Regions from separate parts of the Mus musculus genome. Here region 1 is linked to region 2. The links are chromatin loops, found by intact Hi-C in ENCODE. Cell type or tissue: left cerebral cortex. All regions are shown on one strand. Region 1 holds the start of Gm51958 (a long non-coding RNA gene). Region 2 overlaps Ttc7b (tetratricopeptide repeat domain 7B).

What was found. Peaks named below come from ENCODE experiments on the same cell type or tissue, not always from the same donor. Only the 100,000 strongest peaks of a DNase experiment are listed, where the experiment ranks them.
Region 1: a loop joins it to region 2, with 2.5 times the contacts of the local background. A loop is called at or near these places in 3 of 42 quality-filtered maps.

What each region holds. Positions count from the first base shown.
Region 1 is chr12:100,347,205-100,352,204 of GRCm38, forward strand. Ttc7b (tetratricopeptide repeat domain 7B) reads right to left here. Exons shown (of 20, transcript NM_001033213.1): 17 at 732-829. Gm51958 (a long non-coding RNA gene) reads left to right here and starts at 2,203. Exons shown (of 3, transcript XR_003950124.1): 1 at 2,203-2,483. In left cerebral cortex, a CTCF peak has its summit at 2,381; DNase peaks (open chromatin) are centred at 104 and 2,522; H3K27ac peaks cover 4,238 bases.
Region 2 is chr12:100,419,701-100,424,700 of GRCm38, forward strand. All of the region lies in intron 5 of Ttc7b (tetratricopeptide repeat domain 7B), which reads right to left. Among named protein-coding and RNA genes, the nearest start is that of Gm51958, 73 kb to the left of the region's middle. In left cerebral cortex, a CTCF peak has its summit at 2,021 (motif pointing left); DNase peaks (open chromatin) are centred at 514, 843, 1,339 and 2,006; H3K27ac peaks cover 3,119 bases.

The DNA.
Region 1 (5,000 bases), 72 kb before region 2:
GTCCTAGAACTACCTCTAAAGCTCGAAGCTGAGTGAAGTTCATTATGTTTTGTGGGTCTGTAGGGTTCCCAGATTGTCAGTGATGACCCAGCATTACTGCTGGAGCTGTTTGTTTGTAGCTATGAAAATTAGGGAGGTGCGCTTCCTTCCCTGCATCCAGGGAGCTGTGGACGCATGCTCACGGAGCACACTACCCCCAGAGGTCTTTACCAGCCAAGTAGAAACATTTGCTCAGAGGCAGTAAAATGCTATGGGCCACCACATGAGGACAGTAGAACTAGTAGCTCAGAAGCCCCTGTCACCAGACAGGTCCTCTTACTGGAAGCATGTGTGTTTATGTATGCAACTGATTAGAGCTCAGAATGGCTGATTTCAACAAGGGCAGAAGCCTACAGGAGACAGAGAAGAGAGGAAACCTGCCGCACACAGAAGCCACCAAACTGCAGTTTCAAAGTTTAAGTTCCCAGAACAAGGGGAAATAGATTTAAGAGTTGATCTGGGCTAATGATACTAATTTCCTCACTGTGAACCAACACTGGAAAATGAGGCTGAAGGGGCACCTCTCAGTTAAGTGTCCAGTTATTTGCCTGAGGCCTCTCCCCACACTCTACCCCAACCCCTTTCACCCTCCACCCTACTCCTGGGGTCTGTCAATCTCAAATACCAACCCAGCACCTGGTCCCACCTTCTGCTCCCCCCCCAGCACCCCCCCTCTGGCTCTTGATTCTCACCTGTCTCAGGATCGCTGAAGTCTGGCAAAGTGATTGTATTAAGCTGTCGTCTGTCAGCGATGGTTCTGTCTAAGAGGCTGCTCCCACGTCCAGAGTCACTGCAAAAACACACTGTAAATGTCAGTCACTTGAAAGGCCAAGGCCAAGCTGGCCCAGCGTGCGAAGCACGGGGATACCTATGTCTGTCTGTCCACACCTGAAGGTGTCCTGCACCCAGGGCTTCAGTAACACATACAGTGATGCATATCACAAACAGAGCTTCCGAGATGCCCACAGGTCCTTGCTGCTTTTACTCCTCTGTCACTATAGCATATAAGAGAAGACTGGGCTGCTGAGACAGCTGAGTGGGTATAGAAATAGAACTTGCCGCCTATGCCTCACGTGTGACTTTGATACCCACAACAATGGAGGGAGAGAAGAAACTCCTGAAAATCGCCTCTGACCCACACAGATGCGCCGGGGCGTGCCCGCACCTGCACACGTTCTTACAATGTTGTACACACAGAGTCTTGCACGCTACCCTCCAAGATGACTTTGCCAACCACAGCAGGGCTATGAACTCTGTGGCATGAGGAGAATTACCCAGAACATTTCCTGAACCGTACAGTGCAAAGGCTTCATCCAGACTGAGTATACCAGGACGCCCCAGGCAATCACCACTCGTCGGGGCTTCGGCAGCTCTCCGGCAGCTGCTGGATATAAGGTTCCGAGTGATCGATCAGTCGTGAACTTGAGTGTGTCCCCAGATAAATCTTAAGTCCCTTACATGGGTGATATTCTCATTTACTACAGGAGGAGAGGACAGTGTGGAGCACTTCAGTGAACAATCACAGCAGAACTGGGGGCTGTGGCCCTCTGGCTTTCCCGGGCTTCAAAGGCTGGCTGGAGGGAACCTGGGGCAATCACAACAGGCTTTGGTGCCTGCATCCAGACAGCTACTTCACCAGCTTCCTGCACTGTCCATCTTTCTGACTACCCTTTCTCCAGCTTGGCCTACAAAACAGGCTTGGCATCCCTAACTGTCACTGTCACTGTTACATGGAAGCCACTGCAGGCTGAACAGGGGTGAAGCAGTTAAAGGACCTTAGGCCATAGAGATCCCAAATCTATGAAATAGGTAGAAATTATTATTGTTATTATTCCTATCATGATAATGTCTGGGGGTTCTAAGCCATTTGAAATCTACAATTTCAAGGAACACAATTTCCTTCCTGTGTGCAGCTGCTGCTGTTTGAAAGTGGCAAACGAGATTTGTTATGAACCTTAACCCAGTTTACAGGCTACAATTTCCATGTCCAGAGATGTAGTTAGAGAAACACAGGAAGCCGAGGAAACTTCGCTCAGCGCAGACTGTCAGCCTGCATTTACCACATCATCCGTACAGACTTGCTGGAAGCTGCACTATTAATTATTTCCACACTGGGAAACAAAAAAAAATCTCCCTTAGTAGAAGACAATACAAACTCCTGAGCAGATAATCATACAACATGTGCTGAATGTTTCTAACACTGGTCTGGTCATGTAGTGTTTTTAATATAAGCAGTCACAAAGGGTTGGTGATCTGAACACTGCGAAGGCTCCTCGTCCAGGGAGCTTTCAGAAGGCTTTGTCTCAATGTACGACGATTCTGGAACCCACGAGGCATTGACCTGCCTGGGCGCCCGCTGGACCACACTGGGGTACTGCAGCTGTAATGTTATGGGATTCCACCTCACCAAGCTGCAGAGAATGAGCCTGGCTGCCACGTGTGAGGTATGAAGGGATCCAAAAGCTGGGATCCTGGAGCCTGGATGGGGATCTGGGCTCTTACTCTCTGTCTGTCACTAATGAATCATCACTGAGAAAGCCACTGTACCTGGGTGACTTTTCTGGCTAGATGATGGAAGTAAAGATTCAGAACTGGGTAACAGTTGAAAGAGTGTACAGATAGCGCATTCTGGCTAGTTAAAACTTCCAGGCACATGCCAAGGGTCAGAAACACAGTTCCCTTTAAACACTTGTCTCGGTCACTATGCCTGGTGAGTTTCCCAGAGACAGCTCACCTCTGTCTGGCCTTCTAGTGCAATTATGGGAGATGTGGGAATCTAAGGGCTCCCCACTTCAAACAGTAGAAATCAATTGCATCCAGAATCATTAATAATGATACAAGACCTATCTCCTTCCACTGGTAGAGCAACTACCTCTGGGTCTATCCTGCAGTTTGTCTTCCATTGCCCCTTTAAAAACAGCATTCAAGACAACTAACTACACATTGTTCAAAATGGGGATATCCTTTCTTCATATTGAATGTTTTCTTCCTAGATCTCAGGGGTGCAGAGAGGTACTTTCAGGAGAGGAAATCAGCAAGACCCCAAGTCTACGGTGTCTATATACAAAGCATACACCTCCAGGGAATTACTGTTCCCCTGTTACGACTGACAAGTCAGAGCATATATAGTAAACACTGGTTAAAATGGGAACTGTAGTTTCTCTTAGAGACTCTTCCTGTCTTCCACAGCTGCAGAAGCTAAACACAAGAGACAGGGTGTGGTGGTGAAAGACCAGGAGTCAGAACGCCAGAGTTCCTATCACAGCTTTGCCTCTTGTGATATTGTGTGGTACACAATATATATTTCATCTCAGAGAGGGGCTGCAGACAGGAACCCTAACAGAGGCTGAAAGGAGAGGTGAGGGTCTGGGTTTGGTCCAGCATTCCTCACTATGCGCCTTTCCTCCCTTTTGGAATGCTGATGTATATTCCATGCCCTGTAGGTTGGAAGTTGTTATCTGCTTTTTGACTTGGATTGCATAGGGGGTAACAAACAGTCAAGAGATTTCCTTGAATCCCAGAAGAGACTTTGGACTTTTAAACAGTGTTGAGACTGTGATAGACTATGGGACTTTTGGAGTCGGACTTTATGAATTTTTTTTTGCATTATGATATATATATGACCCCTATAGGGGTCAGGCAGTAGAATGTAGTAGCTTGAATAAGAAAGGCTCTCATGGGTGCACAGATTCAAATGCTTGGTCATTAGAGAATGGCACTACTTGAGGGGGATTAAGAAGTGTGGTCTTGTTGGAGTTAGGTGTGCCCTTAATGGAAGATGTGTGTCACAGAGGCTGGGCTTTGAGGTTTCAAAATTCCAAGCCAAGCGCTGCAATCTCACTCTTCTTGCTGCCTGTAGATCTCGATGCAGAACGCTCACCTCCTTCTTCAGCACCATGTCTGCCTGCGTGCTGCCATGCTCCCTGCCATGATAATGGACTAAACCTCTAAAACCCTCTGAGGCCTGGGTCCTAATCACACAAGCTTTCACTGTGTCTGAGCCTTGTGTCAGTAAGAAGAGTTGTGAGCAGTAAGAAGAGTTGATCCAACATGGCACTTGCCCATTCATTCTGCTTTTCTGAAGGCAGAAGGAGAACACATTCTGTAAGATAAAAAAAGCCCTACCAAAACACTGGTGATTATTAGAAGGCCTAAAGTAAAGAAAACCTGCAACAGTGTGTGTCAGCTTTAAATGTTGTTTGTTAGTAAGTGATTGACATAGGAGTTAGGAAGAAAACAAGATTTTCCAATCATAAGGATGTCATTTTAAGGCTAATGACAGAGAAGGTTCAGGTGGCAGTGATCAGAGGTGGGAAAGAAGTGACTGACAAAAGAAGAAGAAGAAGAAGAAGAAGAAGAAGAAGAAGAAGAAGAAGAAGAAGAAGAAGAAGAAGAAGAAGAAGAAGAAGAAGAAGAAGAAGAGGAGGAGGAGGAGGAGGAGGAGGAGGAGGAGGAGGAGGAAGAGAAAGAAGAAGAAGAAGAAGAAGAGGAGGAGGAGGAGGAGGAGGAGGAGGAGGAGGAGGAGGAGGAGGAGGATCTGGCTGTCATCAACAGAAGCAGTATGCTGTCACAGAGAGAGCTTTAGTGTCAGACAGCCTCCTGTTTGATGGTAACTCCACTCAAATCAAAGTTGGAAAACTTGGGTATGCTGCACACTCTCCTTTAGCTTTTCATTTCCTCTAAAGTTGGGGCAACAGTAGCTGTCTTGCAAGGCTTATAGGGAGTAGAGGCCCAGTTTGGTGCTGGCACAGAGAAGTTCTCAGTGAAAGCGATCACTATCAGCCCCGGCTGAAATGATGCGATTTGGGATGCTGAGAGCCCATGGGGACCTTTCTGGTGAGAGTCTGGTCAGGTTCACGCTGTTCTGAGTGGCTAAGTCATTATGGAGAAGAACTGAGAGGGCTTTGTTCTTTACTAAGGGAGAGAAGACGAGCAAGTCAGATCCCTATCTTAAATGCAGG
Region 2 (5,000 bases):
CACATATCAGTCTGTCTTTGAGCAACTGACCCGACACTGATAATTTCTTGTGTGTATGCTTTTTAGATCTAATCTAATTTCCTTAAGGAGACAAAAATCTAAAAATCAGTCCTGAGGTGAAGAGAAAAAGGTAAGATACACCTTACAAGAATCTATTTTCAAACATACAGTGACCCCCATCCCAGAGTGGTCCTGGAATTTATACTTTCATTAAAAGGAATATGATGTCACTGGGCAGTTGAGGACTCAACTCAGCAAGGCACTGCATGCAATGTGGATAAGGCTTCTTGCTGGAAATTCATGAGCAGAAGGAGAAAGGGTATGAAAAAGGAGCGACAGCCTTGCTTAATCCCCTCTCATCGTTCAGAACAGAAATCCCTGCCTATTAAGTCCATCCCATGGACCCTATGACCCTGAACTGATAAAAAGAAGCAAAGGGCCGACAGCACTCACTCTCTGAGTCACTGTGTGCTGACTGGTTCCTGGGCTTCCTGACTGATCAGAACATGGTCTATTCAGCATCGTAATGCTCCACAAAGACAAGGCTAGCCAAGCACTTCACTCAGGGCACAGCATTCTTTAGAACACCCTGGTCAATATATCCAGGCCATACTTGTTCTCTCGGAACGCTGGGTCTGGCCTCTTTAGCTGGGAACACCTCCCAGCCATTTCCTTTACATTGAGCACTGCCACCATCTATGACAGAACTCAGTGATATTTATAACACACTCATTAGAACACATCTCATCTTTCCAAAAAGCCACAGAACGGGTCAGCAGGTGCAAGACTGTCAGCCAGACTCCGGAGGCTGTGACAGATGATCAAGGTATCTGGCTCTTGTCTGGGTTGCATTTTAAATCATGCAAAGATTTGAGATAAAAATGTGCTTCTGTAAGATGCAAGCCACAGGGGTAAAGGCTTCTCCGAATTCTCATTCACAACAACAAGCCCAGAACTTTAAGACACTGACTAATTGGCTCAGTATGTAAATATCCCCCCAGCCCTCTCACCCACACAGATGAGATGTTATCAGGTCAGAAGCTTTGTGCTAGCATAAAAAGAGAAGCCTGTGCTCAGGACTCTAAGTAGCACTAAGGAAGTTCATTGGAGACATGAACAAAAATTAGGGAGTAGGCCTGGGACATGCAGCCTAACCTGCCTGTCCCTCCACTCATTTGTATGGGATTCGAGTTCATGGCTAACAACGTACATTGCTCTGGGCTGAAGCTCAGTGCTCTGGAGTAATCTGAGGGGAGGAAACAGTCACAGCTAAAAAGGGATGGGAACGGCTACGACAGCTAATTCTATTTCCATATCACCAATTAAATGCCTACCGTGTACATAAAGGGCAGCCCTCTGAACTCATGAAACAAGGACATGCCTGAGATGATGTCACTACAGACTCTGGTAGACCACAGAAAGAACTGTTTTGCCATGGTGGAAATTAGACCTTGAACAGTACTTCAAAGCTAAATATTGTAACTGTGGGAAGGCTACAAATAGGACCTGGTCATTTGGGGCGTCTCCTATGTCCTCTTTGCAGAACGAACTATTTATAGAGTTATGGAAGCACAGAATTTTCTAGCCAGAAATGATCCAACAGAGTCAAGAAGTGAAAGGGTTTGCTCAGGCTCTAAGTGTGGCAAGAGAGCAAACTGGGAGCTTCCCACCATGCTGTCACCACCTTGGACAAAAGAAAGATGAGCTCTATAAAGCAGAGATGGCTTGAGAGGAAGGAACAAATACGAATCCAAGAGCTCACATGTGTATTTTGTGCACTGATATTCAAATTACTTCACACACACAAATAGCATAAATTCTATGCTCTGGTGAGGACAGCTAATGAGATAGATGCTTCTTAGGTACTGGTTCAAACCGGAAAGCAAATCCATTAAAGCCAGGTGAAGAAGCCCTGTGCCTGATGTTCTGCCCTCTGCTACCTGATACATAATGAGGAGAGAAACCCAATTCCCTTTTCTGGCTGGCTGTGGTTTCTCCCACGCAAGACGGAGGCCCTCTGCTGGAGGAATGTACAAATCTTTAGGTAGAAGGAGGCTGAGCCTGCTGAGGGGAAATCTGCAAGAGGTCCTGGCAGAGGAAGACTCTGGCGTGAGTGCGAGCTGTCCCCAGCTGGATCCCAGACTGTGTTCAGGATTCAGAATCAGACTCTGCTCAGCCCAGAAGAATTCTGCTCCTAAACAAAGAGTCCAGAGCAGTGGCAGAGTAGCGCAGGCCTGAGGCTGGTCAAATGAGGGTGGCATCCCAGAACAGCAGGGAAGGGGTGCCACGTTTTAAATATTAGAAATAGTCACAAGCACCCTAAATACCAAGTTCTTCAATTCTCACCAAACAGTCTATAACAAACAAACATTTTAAAGTCAGATATTACTCAATCACTTCCTATTCGCCACTGAACAGAAAAAAAAAAAGCTACATGTTTAATCATGATAGCAAGGAAGAAAAAGGAGGAAAATGAAAAAAAAAAAAACCCACATGATTGCTTTCATATTTCTAAACTATTAGTTTGTCCCTAAAATGCTGAGGCCCATTAAATAGCTAGAACAAACTGTTGCTTAAAGTTTCCACTCAAAGTTGAACATCAGAACACCTGGTTCTGAGGGTTTCCACAGACTCCTGACAGGAGGTCATTTATTCCATTTCACCGCCCTTGACTGAGATGGTACGATGATGTCAGAACTCACTACGGTAAGGTTTTTGCCAGGATCAAGCAGCACACTCTGGCAAGGTGTCAGAGCCTGGGTCGTCTCCTGCACTTTGCTTTCTGTGCTGGGTGTGTTTCCCCCAGGTTGGAGCAGCTCCAACAACTCAGCTAAGACCAGGGAGGAAAGCGCCTGCAATCTTTAGGACCAGCTGTGTGCTCAGCCTGGCAGGCCAGGCCACCTTTGATCCCTGTGCCATTGCTGTGCCCAGCCCCACAGGCAGAGCTGCAGTGTCCCTTGGCCTATGCATGGTCAAACTCACCCCTTTTCATAGTGGGAGGAGTCTCCTCTACCTTTCACCCACTCCTGTGCCTTCTCCCTTCCCCTTTCTATGCGTGTTTGTTGTTCTCTAGACTCTCATCATTCCAGGGCTCTCTGTGACCCCCAGGCTTGACTTCCTGCGAGCCTGTGCTACCCCACAGTTGTCTGTACAACCTTGAAGGTTCCAGCTCTCCAGCAGTTGGCCCTTCCTCTTTTTTTATTTTCAATTGTTTAAATCAAACTTTGAGTTAACATATAAATAATGGGTTCGTTTTTTCATAAATACATGTCATTATCCCTTATTCTCATTGCCCCTCTTCCACCCTCACATTCTCTCCATCCTCCTCTGGCTGATACCTTCCCTCTCCAAATGGTGCTTCTCTTCTTTCCCATCTCAGAATCAAAGCCTTTTCTTTCATCTGTCTCATGTTCTCTCTCTCTCTCTCTCTCTCTCTCTCTCTCTCTCTCTCTCTCACACACACACACACACACACACACATTTTCTCCCTCAAATGTCACCTTATTATTCTTCATAGCTGAATGCAATTCTGCTGTATGTATGTATTCATGTGTATATCTATACATTTTCACTTTATATTCTGCTGAAGGAGATCTAGACTGGTTACATATCTTGGCTACTGTGCATACAGCAGCAATAAACATGGACATGGAAATATCTCTGGTTCATTAAGAGTTCTTCGGGTACATATTCAGGAATGGTATAGCTGGGTCATATGGTGGCTGTCTTTAGGTTGCTGAGGGACTTCTACACGGATTTCTATCAACAGTCAATAAACCTCACTCATCAGCATTTGTTGTCCTCTGTTATCTTGATGACAGCCTTTCTGAGTAAGGTGAGATGTAATCTAAAGTAGTTTTAATTTGCATTTCTTTGATAGCTAAAGATATCAAAGTCTTTCTCCAATGTTGATTGGCCATCAGTGTTTTAAGCCCGTCTCCTCCGTTCAGTAGCCCATTAGCTGACAGGATGATTGGGAGGGTGGGGGTCATTCTGTTTTTACAGTTCTTTATGTATTCTAGCTATTAGTCCTACTAGTCCACTGCCTAATGTTTATTTGGCATAGATAGACCCCCAATCTGTAGTCTGTCTTAACTCTGGTGATTGCTTCCTTTGCTATAAAGAAGCCTTTAAATTTATGCATCCCTACTTGTCAATTCCTTTAAAAATGATCTCCGGGGCTGGTGAGATGGCTCAGCAGTTAAGAGCGCTGACTGCTCTTCCAAGGTCCTGAGTTCAAATCCCAGCAACCACATGGTGGCTCACAACCATCCGTAACGAAATCTGATGCTCTCTTCTGGAGTGTTTGAAGACAGCTACAGTGTACTTAGATTAAATAAATAAATTAAATATTAAAAAACAAACAAAAACTAAAAATGATCTCCTATGCTATGGGAGGATTATTTTTGCAGAATGTTCCATGTCAATATCTAGAAGTGTTTTCCACCAGCAGTCTTAATGCTTTGGTTCTTATATTAAGATCTTCACTTGAAGCTCCATCACTGCACAGGCCCCCTCTGTACAGATCTCCCTCTGTAGCTCTGAAACAGCTTTTTCCAGTGCTGAGCTCCAAATTCATTGTTAGCATAAGTTTACAATGGCATAAATTTTGTTTTACAACTCTGAACAGTTATAGCTTTTTGATATTATCTCCTGAGTCCTATCCAACAAGAGGGAGATATATTCTGAAAAGAGCCAGAGCTCCAACATCAGCTCATAACAGAAAACCAAGGCTGAGATGGTTGAGAGGACTTGAGAATCTTTCAGACTCCGATGGCCTAACAATGTCAAATTTAACATATCTTTCTTTTATTTATCTTTTCATTTCTTAGAAGACGAGTAGAAAAAGAAAAATTCTCTCCTTCCCCATGCAGTATGTATGTATGTGTTTTGTGTGTGTGTGTGTGTGTGTGTGTGTGTGTGTGTATGTATGTATGTATTATGTCTATGAGTGTTTTGTTTGCATGCATATAAGTGTACCCCATGCATGCAGTGCCCAC